3 separate regions of the Mus musculus genome follow, and all the other regions are linked to region 1. A link is a loop called in an ENCODE intact Hi-C map of the cell type or tissue named here. Cell type or tissue: left cerebral cortex. All regions are shown on one strand.

The links. Peaks named below come from ENCODE experiments on the same cell type or tissue, not always from the same donor. Only the 100,000 strongest peaks of a DNase experiment are listed, where the experiment ranks them.
Region 2: it touches region 1 in a loop (5-fold over the local background); 13 of 42 quality-filtered maps call a loop at or near these places.
Region 3: it touches region 1 in a loop (2.8-fold over the local background); 2 of 42 quality-filtered maps call a loop at or near these places.

What each region holds. Positions count from the first base shown.
Region 1 is chr14:62,936,055-62,940,054 of GRCm38, reverse strand. The region is part of intron 6 of Wdfy2 (WD repeat and FYVE domain containing 2); the gene reads right to left. Among named protein-coding and RNA genes, the nearest start is that of Defb48, 46 kb to the left of the region's middle. In left cerebral cortex, CTCF peaks have their summits at 120, 418 (motif pointing right) and 2,072 (motif pointing right); a DNase peak (open chromatin) is centred at 2,095.
Region 2 is chr14:62,759,611-62,763,610 of GRCm38, reverse strand. Ints6 (integrator complex subunit 6) reads left to right here and starts at 2,499. Exons shown (of 19, transcript NM_008715.2): 1 at 2,499-3,063; 2 at 3,368-3,445. The coding sequence starts at 2,953. It overlaps 4931440J10Rik (RIKEN cDNA 4931440J10 gene), which reads right to left and starts at 3,110. Exons shown (of 7, transcript NR_045503.1): 1 at 3,025-3,110. In left cerebral cortex, a CTCF peak has its summit at 2,054; DNase peaks (open chromatin) are centred at 2,358, 2,953, 3,478, 3,706 and 2 more places; H3K4me3 peaks cover 2,706 bases; H3K27ac peaks cover 2,695 bases.
Region 3 is chr14:62,637,252-62,641,251 of GRCm38, reverse strand. All of the region lies in intron 1 of Gm52153 (a long non-coding RNA gene), which reads right to left. Among named protein-coding and RNA genes, the nearest start is that of Gm23816, 4.2 kb to the right of the region's middle. In left cerebral cortex, a CTCF peak has its summit at 1,939 (motif pointing left); DNase peaks (open chromatin) are centred at 220, 1,916, 2,992 and 3,377; H3K27ac peaks cover 1,401 bases.

The DNA of each region.
Region 1 (4,000 bases):
TTTTAAAAAGATTTATTTTTATTTATATAAGTACACTGTAGCTGTCTTCAGATACACCAGAAGAGGGCATCAGAACCCCTTACTGATGGTTTTGAGCCACCACGTGGTTGCTGGGAATTGAACTCAGGGCCTTGGAAGAGCAGTCAGTGCTCTTAACCCCTGAGCCATCTCTCCAGCCCATGTTACACATGTTTTATGAATATAATTGTTACTGGTGGAGTCATATCCTATACCATGCATGCATGTTGCATTATTGCTTACTTACTGGATTTACCTAAATGCTATCTGAATATTTACATTTGTTTATATTAAACTGAATATTATAAATTTGCTAAAATAAGCATTTTAATAGCTATCCATATTTTTTCATTTTTTTCATCTTTTACAATGTACGTGAGTACCTTCATGCAGGTGCCTGTGGGGGCCACAAGGGGGTGCCAGATTCCTGAAGATGAAGTTACAGGTGTCATAGGCCTCTTACTGCGAGTGCTGAGATTCCAGCTCTAGTCCTCTTCGAGAGCAGCAGGCTTAGCTGCTGTGTAGACATCTCTCTGGCCTTTCTTTACTATTATTATTATTTTTTTTTAACAACAGGGCTCATGCTGGCCTCCAGCTCTGGCTAAGTAACTCCCCTGCTGTAGCCTCCTGGGTAGCTATGTAATGCCACCCCTTGCTCCACATTTTTATTGTTTCATAGACAAGAATGGCAAATGTAGAACTGGGCCAGAGGCTAAATGGTTTTAGAAACCTGATACCTGTTACCAAAATGCTTGTTTTGGTAATATTTTTGAGACATATACAAAAGCCTTGCAAAACTGAACTCAGAGTTAGAAGCTGCTGGGTCTGCCTTTGCCAAAGCGTGACAGGTAACTTCCTCACAGTAAGTTGGGCAGGCTAATAATTAGCTTACAGAGGGCCTGAGCCAGTACTCAGACCACAGTGCTTCTTAAATTAAAAAAAAAAAAATTCATCAAAGTCAGTACATTACACTCCAGGCTGAATTGAGGAGAACTTGTGAACTCCCCTTCTAGGGGCCCCTCTCTTCCTGTTTAAATTTATTAAATGTATGTGTGGGTGTTTTGTCTGCATATACACCATGTGCATGCCTGATGCCTATAAAGCCCAGAAGAGGGCATTGGATCTCTTGGAAGTAGAGTTACAGATGGCTGGGGATTGAACCTGGGTCCTCTGGAAGAGCAGTCAGCGCTCTTAACTGCTGAGCCATCTCCAGTGGTTAAGACCCGATCCACCTCCACTCCTTTAGGTGCCATTAACTCCACTGCCCTGCAAGCTTCTCTCCGACTGCACTAAAGAGGCTCCCTTACTGCTTGCAAGCAGCCCATGGGCTGTATCAGGGCTTCACGGCACTTCCGCCCACATAATCTTGATGAATTATCCGCAACTGTTTGTCTGATGGGATTCCAGGTTGGTCTGAAGGGGAGTAAAGGTAAGGATTACACTTCTTTTACTGACCTCAGAGAGCAAGCTGATGCTGGTCAGCTCAGGGGCAATCTACACACAGAGTCAGACCTCACAGAAAGATGGGTGCAAGTGCCCATTTAGCTAAAGCTAAAGTTCTCAATGTAACAGTTTGAAGACACACATTCACATAGGAATTTCTTGGCTTGCTCAGTTGCTTTTATTGTAGTCAACACTATTCCTTTGGATTCTCCTTAACAGTGAGTAAATAGGACTGAACCTGTGACCAGAAGGCTTTGATGGATTAAATTCAAACCCTCCTGTTTCTCATTTGTCCATGTTCATCAGAGCACTTCTTGGATTGGGCGTGGTGGTTCACACCAGTAATTCCAGCACACTTGGGAGGCAGAGGCAAGAGCATTGCTATGAGTTTGAGACTAGCCTGAGCTGTACAGTAAGACCTTACCTTACAAAGCTAAATTACACAAATAAAGAAGATGTTGCTGATGGTCAAACTTACAGTGGTCAAAATAGGATTTACCGATTTGTTCAGCTCAAATTTAGAGGTTTTTAGTAGAAGTGTGTATCAAGAAACTACTTTAAAAAAGAATCCTGATATTTGACTTTTAGCTCCAGGAAAAACAAAACAAAACCAGCAGAGGGGGCTAAGAACACAAAATTCCTTCCCCAGATCTCCACTGATATTGCTGTAGAGGTGGGCTGATCGTGCCCCAGTCCACATTCCCAGTTGACTTTCTACCCCAGTAGAGAACACACGGAGCCAATGGCCAGCGCTCCTCATCAGTCAGAACAACAGATCCAAGGCCAGGGCTCCCCATGAAGGAGAACAATGGGAACAATGCTCAGGGCTGCCCTGAAAGAAAAGAAAACCATGGAGCAAATGGCCATGGCTCCGCACGAAGAAGAATGTTGGGGTGAATGACAATGGCCCCATCTACAGACACCGAGGACCTCCTGAGACACGGATGGAAGAGACACCTCCTTACCCTAATGGATCTTACTTTGGTCTCTGTTTGATCGTTATTTAAAAGCCTCTTCTAGGATTGGTATCTGGCCAAATCTGGGACTGCACAGGCACAGAAGAGGAGGCCCCTACACAGGAAGAGCTTAACCCTGTAAACTGAGCCTTCAAGGTAGCTGTGCTGTGCCAACTGGTGCAGCTCCCTTCTGTACGAAGCACCTTGACTGCTACATTTGCTCTCACGTGAGATAACAACCTTCCTGAGCCATGCTATCTGCCTCAAAGATACTTCATGATAAAAATGAGATGAGACTGCTTCAAACTACGAGAAAGGTGAAGACCCAATACCCAAGTAGCACATAAGAGCAAGCATGCATAAAACACAACTCTCGGCCATATCTAGCCAAAACCATGGTGGTTAGAAACAGCTGCTCACCCCGTGGACTCAGCAATAAGAACTCAGGGGACCCAAGTGGCTTCTACAGAGGCCAATTCTGCCTAAATCAAATCTGGCTAGTTACCAGGCATATCCTTCCTGCAACCCCCTGCTCCAGGCCTCACCGACACTAGGCAAATACCCTACCCACTGAGGTACACTCATAGTCCCCACTGCGATGATTTTTCAACATCCTACATTTTATCTGCAATCTATCTATTCCCCTCCCCTACAGGAAAAGCCCATTTTAAGACATGGTTTCTGGAGCTGGGGAGATGGAGCAGCTAAGAGTGTAAGCTGCTTTTAAAGACCAGGATGTTGCAACTCCCGCTCCTGGGGATTGGATGACTGTTTCTTGGCTTCAAACTCATTGTTTTTTCAAGGACAGCTAAGTAAGTCCAGGATAAGCCTTAGGATCTAAAGTGACTATGGCTTTCTTACTGGCTACCTTGCCACAACTGGGTCCAGTCTTCCTTCAGACAGACAGGTGTGTCCTCAGAGGGGTGAGCAGCAGTGCCAGCACTCAGCAAAGGCTCTTTGATCTCTGTGCCCTGGTTGTGCCAGTGTTCTTCTGGGCACCCTCTTGCTCCTTCCCTAAGAATCCAGCTCTCACTCATTCCCAAGGATTTCCGGTCAAGCACCAGCTCCCCCGGATGGAGCCCTGGTGCTCCTTCCCATCCTCTGTCAGCAGCAGCATTGCAGCTCAGCCTGTCTCTCTCCCTCCGGACTGCGAGAGATTTGAGGACAACGATGCTTCTCTTTCTGACCAAGAGCATTCATTGAGATCAACTCCACAGAGCAAAGGGTCAGGAGAAGGGGAACTGAGGCAGACTTAGGGATTCTGAGAACAGCCAGAGGCAGAAGGCAAGCATGGAGGCAGAGTGTGCTATCCAACGACATGAATGAAGGCAGCAACGGCAGAGACAAGCGGCCACCATGGAAGATGCTGTCAAACTTTAAGCACGACAAAGTTTTAAACACATCCCAGCAGACCGTGGGTCACCTCAGGGAAAGCACCTCAAATGAGGTAACAGATACAAACCAGAGGTAAAGGGCTGGAAGGCAAATGGGAGCTGACACCTCTGGAGGAGCCGGGGGCATGGCATTCCTGTAAGAACTGCTGCTGCCGTGGGTGTGCAACAGTCCTTTTGCAATGGAAAGTG
Region 2 (4,000 bases), 180 kb after region 1:
ACCAAGCAAACCAGTCACTTCAGAGTAAGTGTAGCCCATTTCTGTCTAGGGCTGATTGTCAATGTCTCCTGGTTTCTGACTTGTATCTGCTGTATAAATACATATACAGACATAGACATATATATCCTATTTCCTGTTCAACTTAATGGCCTTGTCATATAGAACTTCTGAGCTTTCTGGCTGAAAATCTGATCTTTGGTCTTCAGTGCTATCACAAGCATGGGTTCTGGTTATTTGCTCCAGGTGAGTTCTCAAGATTTGTCTCTCCTGATCTTTGCATTTAACCTGCAACTTCACCACACATGTCCATAACAACCCTAGATGACAACCTGCCAACACCACTGATTCAGGGAATAACTGCCATGGTTTAATTGGAAAATGATCTCAAATAACTGTAAAAGATATATTAATTATGGGAGTATGTTATATCATCAGACTCATCTGATTTCCTTCAAACATGGTTTTGGTTTAGCCTCCCTCCTCGCCATCAGAACTAACCTAATATGGAGGAGGAAATTTCTTTCTCTGGACTAAAGGCATTCTGCTATCTGGGCCTGATAACCTTGCTGGCTGGTACCTCTGCCTAGCTGTGACTATCAGCAAAGCTTTCTTCACATTTTTAGTGCCCTGATTTTTCTCTTCTCTTTTTTCTTTTCACTAGCAGCTGCTGTTGCTTCTTTAACTCATATTGGGCTCATACTATTCCACAATACACAGGAAGTAGACATTATTATGGCCTGTTTTCAGACAGGCAGGACTCACACACATTTGAGAGGCCATGGCCAGAAGGGAGACGAATTCTCTGAAAATTATGCACTAACACGGAAAGAAAAATGTCAGAGCTGCAAAAACAACTCTGTATTGTCACTGATCTCTTATTAGGATCTTCTTGAGATCTGAAGTCTTAAGCAACAAACACAAACCTTGGAAACTATTCCTATCACCCTCCATTTAAGGGATTGTTTTTTTCTTCCCGAATTACAATAATCATTTTCTGATTTTCAACGTTTTTATATTTTCTTCGAATACTGCAAACTCTTTGAAGACAGGGACCACAATTCATATATTAATTTCTACCAGCCCCAGGCATAACTAGCCTGCAGCACATCCTGGTTGTTATTTAATCAGTTAATAGTCTTACTCTCTAATAAACTCATGCCTGTACTATGGTTTATTCCCATAGAACAGTATGCTACTATTTACTGATAATAAGTTAAACAACGTTCTGAGGCTTTTGTTTTTGAAATATTAGGAAAAGCCCAAACAACAAAGCCTGATTTTAAAAAAGCGCCACAAGCATGTCACTACAGATGCCCAGCAGGCCAGAATTTCAGCAGAGAAAATCCGGAAATGCAGGGCCAGTGGGAGAAGCCCTACAAATACCGACTCTTAAAAGGCCTCAATGTTCCGAATTCAACTCATATTTCAGGCAGCGGGTCTTGCAGTTTCCCAACTACATTTGAGAACAATTCTCCGGACTTGCAGGTGCAGACTGAAGACTTAATATGACAGGGGTTGAGAATGTTTTCCGACACAACACTGGCAAAGACTTGAGAGGCGGGTTTCCCAGGAACCTATCTATTCTCTGGGTCACCTGCGCAACGTGGTCATCCCTTTTCACTTTTAAAACGAGGGCAGTGGATTAGGATTTGGAAGGCCCCCCTTTCATTTCTTAATCTAGTCTAGTGCCTTAACACGATTTGAAGAGAGAACTAGGTTGGAGAGGACAGTTGCTTTACTAGTCCACATCTGAGTTCCGCTTCGGGTTTGCAGGGTTGGGTGAGGCACTCCAGGGCTGGCTTCCTTTTCGGTGGATCCTCTGACCGGCTAGAGCCGGAGCCGAAAGACCGGCGGGGATTAATACCAGGTCATAAACAACCTCTCACTTCCCCTCCCCCGCCCCCTCCGGGCCGCCCCAAGGCCCGGCCTGCTGCAGCCGCGTGGGCCTGCGCGCTCCCGTATTCTTCGTCCGTTCACCCTTCTTGGCCCTGCGTTCTCAAATCGCGACGCAGGGCCCTCACCCACAGGTTGGGGGCGGCTTCCACTTCCCTTCTCCCGACCCTGTCACCGCGCACAGCCAAAAGGCCGGCCGCCTTGACACACACGCCTAGGGCCGCTGCCCGCCCTCCGCGCGCCGACGCAGTCCCCGCCCCAACCCGCGGTGCTTCCGCGGCCTGTCCCCGCCCCTTCCCGAAGCCCGCCTCCCGGCTGCGGGCTTCGGGCCGCCCGCCGCCCCTTGCGCGCTGGCTCTAGCGTGCACCCGCTGCCCCGCCTCCGCGCGTGCTCAATAACTGTCCTCTCGGTCGGCCTGCAGGCTTCCCCCGCCCCTGAGCTGTTTGAATATGCTAATGAGGCTGTAAGGACCAGCCAATAGGGCAGTGGGCCTGTGGATCACATGACCCGAGTACGTGTCAGGGGCGGAGCCTACGTAGCCCCTGCCCGAGTTAAAACCGGAGTGTGAGAGAGAAAAGCGCTTCAGTAGCGAGAGGGGCTGAGAAAGTGGTGACACCGCTGGGGTGCGGAGGGAGTCTCTCAAACTTCTCTCAACAGCCCCAGGGCCAATCTCCCCTCAGCCCACTCCCCTCTTCGCCAGATCCCTGGTCCCCACTCCCTGCACTGGGGGTGGGGTGGGGAACTGGGCCCGTCTCCCGCGGGGACACACACAGGGTCCGGGAGTGGGGACGGGACCCCCAGGCCGGGGGGGACGGACGGACAGACGGCCGCGCGGCCGCCCCAGCGGGCAGGCAGGCCGGAGGCGGGGGTACGGCCGGGAGGACCTGGGCTGGGGAGTTTCCTCTCAACTATCGGGGGAGAAACTCCCCATAGCTGGTGTTTTCCTCCCGGGGGCCGCGTTCCCCGCCCCGCGTATCGGCGGTTGCCGCCGCCGCCGCCGGTGCTTCCACCTCTGCCATCTCTTCACCACCTCGGGCCCCGGTGTCCCCGGCCAGCACTATGCCCATCTTACTGTTCCTGATAGACACGTCTGCCTCTATGAACCAGCGCAGCCATCTGGGCACCACCTACCTGGACACGGCCAAAGGCGCGGTAGAGACCTTCATGAAGGTACCGACTAACCCAGCCCCGGTGGTGACCCGGACCCGGTGGCCCGCGGGGGGCAGGGCGGGGGGCAGCGGGTTTACTGCGGGCTCCGCGGGCGCGGGGACCCCTCCCCCACCGCGCGGGCGGGCGGGCGCTGGGAGCGGGCTCTGCTGGGCCTGGCCCATGTGGGGCTGCTGTGGGTGCGGGGGGCGGCGGAGGGACGGCCCTGCGTGTGCGGTACTGTGGGGGCGGCCAGCGACCCTTCTGCGACTGGTAACCTCGCCTCTGTGTTTCCCTCTCTCCCGCCCGTCCCCACCCTGGCCCGCAGCTCCGTGCCCGGGACCCTGCCAGCAGAGGAGACAGGTATATGCTGGTCACTTTCGAAGAGCCGCCCTATGCTATCAAGGTAACAGCCCTCGCCCTCCCCCTCCCTTCCCTGATCCTGCCTAGCTCGCCCTCCCCGCCCCCTCTTCATTATGCTCCCCTCCCCCACGGCCGCTCCCGCCTCCAGGTCCCTTCCCCGCGGCCTCCCACCCCTCCCCAGCCCGGGAGCGTCAGCGAGGTGGCAGTTTCTGGCCCACCGCCGTCCCCTCCGGGTCCTGCTCGGCCTGGCGGCGGAGGCGCTACGATCAACATGGCCGACATTTCCCCTCCGCGGCGTGAGCGGCAGCAATGAACTGTGGGGGATATTTATTCAAGTTAGCCCGAGTGACAGCGGGGCCCAGCCTTGCCTAGCCCGGGTTTGCATTAAAAGGGAATCAGCCAAAGCTGGCAGGGAAGCCTGGAGGGGGGCTTCGAGACTTGGTCATCACAGAGTGGAACTAGGAAGGCCACCGATCGGTGGGACAGCTGTGGTCAACTTAAGAAGTCCTGCTGCCATCTGCCTCCCACTAGCACCGTCGCAACACCCGTCCCTTGCACACAATTTGGAGGATGTTATGTTAGCAAATTTCCCAGTGAA
Region 3 (4,000 bases), 300 kb after region 1:
CATGAATTCTAAAAATTCTTGTTCGTTAGGAGGCAATGACTTCCTCTTCCTTGGGATGTAGAAGAGCGCTAGAGCATCTCACATTCTGGGTGCCTTATACAGCTAATTAATTTCTGCATGAAGATTTTAGTTGCTTTCTCCATGCTATGAATGAAGTCCACATGATCTCCAGTCTGTTTCTATGGTTTCCTTCCTCTGTTCAGATACATTAATCGGCCTGTCAGTTTATTATGGATTTTGGTGCCTTTCTTCCCATTCAAATCTGAGTCCACATTAATTTAGTCTTCATTTCAACAGTGTTTAAAAATAGAACAAAACTGTTTTGACTAGCACACAATCAAGCGCTAGATGGTGAAGGGATGTCTCCCAGCAGTCTACACCTCCGTTGCCTTTTTCTTGTCATCTCTGAGATGTGGCTGTGTTCCCCTGCCTCAGAGCAAGGTGAGACAGCTGCGGTTTTCTCGGTGATTCTCCAGGTCAGCCAATCATCTCTGCCAAGCTCAAAAATGCACCTGCACTCCCAAGGGTGACCCCAGCAGACATGCCCTTCTGGAGGAAAGACGAGTGGTGCCATTTTTATTTGCGGTTGAAGAGCCTCATCCAAAGATGCTGGGATTGTCAGTCACACTTCTTCAAAAAGGCCAAGCTGTCAATCCAACTGCTGCTGCAGAGCATCCCCTGCAGTGTTGCTGGCAGGAGCTCTTGTTGGCTCAGGACACAGTGTGCTGCCAAGGTTAAGTACACGAGCCTTGGGGCCAGGCCTTGGGACAAGAGACAGGACTGGTCTCTCTTACTGGCTGAGAGGGCTGGAGCTACCTTTTTCCTGACTTCTATGAACCTCCCAGTTGCTTACCTATAAGACTAAGGGAACAAAGGTCTACCATTGCTGGGAGGTTCAGGGGAGACAACATCAATAGCCTCTGCCAATTTTCATAACTTTTGGTAACATTTGGGTCTTGAATGCCACCTAGACATCCAGAGTGATGCTACCAGTAGGTGGTATAATTTTTAGGAGATGGGGCTCTCTAAGAGGTATGTAGGTCATTAGGGTGTGCCCCTAAAGAGACCGTGGTCTCTTGTCCCCTCTTTCCTGCTCTTTAGCTTCCTAGCCATGAGGGGAGATGCTTGCTCTACAATGTGGCTGCTGTTACTGCCACCCTGCACTCTTATGGGAGGCCTGAAGGTGATGAAGGATTCTCCCCTTTCCCACCCCATCCCCCAGCAGAGCACAGGCTGGAGCCTCCTAAAGGAACCAAATGGACCAAAGAAACACTTACTCTCTATCAGTTGTTTATTTCAGAAAGTTTTGATGCTGACCAAAAGCCAGTACTCAACATTGGTGACATGCTAAAGCCAGTACCTGCCATTGGTGGCATGCTAAAGCCACTACCTGCACTGGTGACATGCTAAAGTCAGTTTCTGCCACTGGTGGCATGCTAACGCCAGTTCCTGCCACTGGTGACATGCACCCTGAGCCTAGAGTTGTGCTGCTTGTTGGCCCACACATCCCCATGTCTTCTGATTGTTTTGAGACAAAAAGGCTCGGGCAGTCTTCAAACTCAAGATTCTCCCGCCTCTGCCTTCTAAGTGTCGGGGTTTGGCCTGACTGATTTCTTATTTTTTAAAAAGCATATCTGCTACATGCTGGCTACTTTGTTAGACACTTTTTTTTTTCTGTACACGATTCAGTTTTATTTCCATAGCAACCCTACCAGAAGGCACTCCTACTTCTCTGAAGCGAATGAGGTCCTTGAGGCTCAGTAGTTGAGGCCAGGTCATGTGGCCCATCAAGGACGGGGTCAGACCTTGTTCTGGTCTCTGATTTTTGTCTTTTTTACAATTTTTGAAGACTGAAAACCTCATTGCCCTCAACTTTATAGTTTCGGTGTTGTGGGCAGGAAACCCCCTGTAGCCGTCTAACAGCATTGCAGAGTGGTGGCTCAAACAGCAGGAACATATCTCCCTCTTCTGGAGGCTGGAATCCCAGCCTGGAGGCTGGACTGCAGTGTTGGCAGGGCGTGTGTTCTCAGTGTACTTTGTTTAGCTGGCAAATGATGTCTTTTCCCTATGTCATATGGTCGTTTCTCAGCAAATGCCCAGTCTCTTCTAGTAAGACAGCGGTCATATTGGACTTGCCTCTCCTAATGCCCTGTTTTTAGGGTCTTTAGCTCTCTAAAAGCTTTCTCTGCCCATGAGGTTATATTCTGAGGTTCTGGGCATTAATTAGGGCTTCAGTAGACACATTGCTATATCAAAGAGAGCTTGTTATAAATACACCCACAATGAGTGTCACTGTGATTTGTCACATTTGATGGTGTCATAAGAACCTGTTTCTCATCACTGTTGGGTAGGCTATCAAGAAAAAGGTCTGTGCATGAACTTGATGTGGGCCCATTGTGACACTTGAGGTACTGAAGTATCATTTGGTGATAGACTGCGGAATATCAGGGAGGAGATATGTTAATGGTCGTATTAATTATTTATAGTCTGTATATACATATGAATACATGTATATGTATAGAATTTTTATTAGTATATGTAGGGACTAAGGTACACATATTTGTATCTAGAGAGTAAATATTATGACAAGAGCATGTATTTTGTATACATATATGCAGTGTGAGTGTATGAGTGTGTGTGTGGTATGTCTTTAGTGGCTGTAGCATGTATTATATTTTATCTATGCATATATGAATATGAGCACACAGTATACACGCGTATACAGTCTGTTTGTGGTAGCATCCACAGTGATTATGATACACTCCTTCGGCTGCTGGGGATGTCTTCCTTTCTGATCGTAACTCATCATTACTGTCTCGAGATGCTTTTGCCTCATTTCCAGCTGCATGCACTACAGCTTCCTTAGAGCATTTAAGCCACCGAGTTTACCTCATTTTGCAGTAATGACAGCCCCAGGAAACGCACAGATTGGATTAGCACACAGCACTGTTATTTCGGCACCCCAGGGAGCCACAGCTGTGACTCACAGCTGTGAAAAGCTGCTTCAGCCCCACTCACTTTCCTTAAATCAGCAATGACCTAAACAAATGAACCCGGATGCCCAGGGAATTCATCTGGAGACGGTGCTCTGGCAACTGGAGGCACACAGGACAGAATGAAAATTTAATAGCTGCCAACAGCTGAAGTAGCAAGCCTGAATTTATGGATTTGTCAAGTGTAGTCCTCCAGAGCTCAAATCCCTCCCAGAAACTGCCACACTGTTTAAATGGAAATGTGGTAGCGGTCCCAGGCTCCCTAACTTTCTCATGTCATGGAAATGTGTGCATCTGCTTCTCCTGTAACGTTTTCAAGGCAAAGCAGCTCAGTGTAGTACATTTTTAGAGCTCCTAACAGGAGTGAGATGCAATGTAGGATTCCTAAGGAATTCATTAACTAGCAGAAAAGATGTATGCTTCCAGCAGCCTGTGACAGGCATGGGGGAAGCTGGAAGGAAGGATGAGGTAGGCAGATGGGAAGGAGAGATTAACTCTGAGATGTGTGAATTCTGAGGGAACTATCAGTGAGACATTTCTCCCTGGAGAGAATATGGGATCTGGGTCCTCTCAGACTTTATTGCTTCCTTTGCTTGGAGTATATGCAGGGGTGGGGTGGGGTGGGGTGGGGGAGCCAAAGGAAGCGTGCTGATGTACTTGAGAGCAGTGGTAGTGCCAGTGAGGAGAGGAAGACCTTGTGAGGTAAGGCTCTGCAACGATGGGAAAAGAAAAGCAGCAGAGATGAGGAAGAGCAGGATTTCTGTCTTCTCAGAGGATTCGGATGGAACACAATACCTATGCTGAACACAGCATAGGCAGAGCCCAGTGCTGGAAACAAATCCTCACAGTGACACACTAGCAAATGGTAACTGGGGAAGAGCAAAAGGGTGTGAACACTTTTAGTTTGCCCAAGGGCACTTTGACAATTTTTTGACTGTTATTGATTACTTTTGTTCACTCTCTACTTTTTGGAAGCTTTAAAATAGATTAGAGTCTATCTATCTATC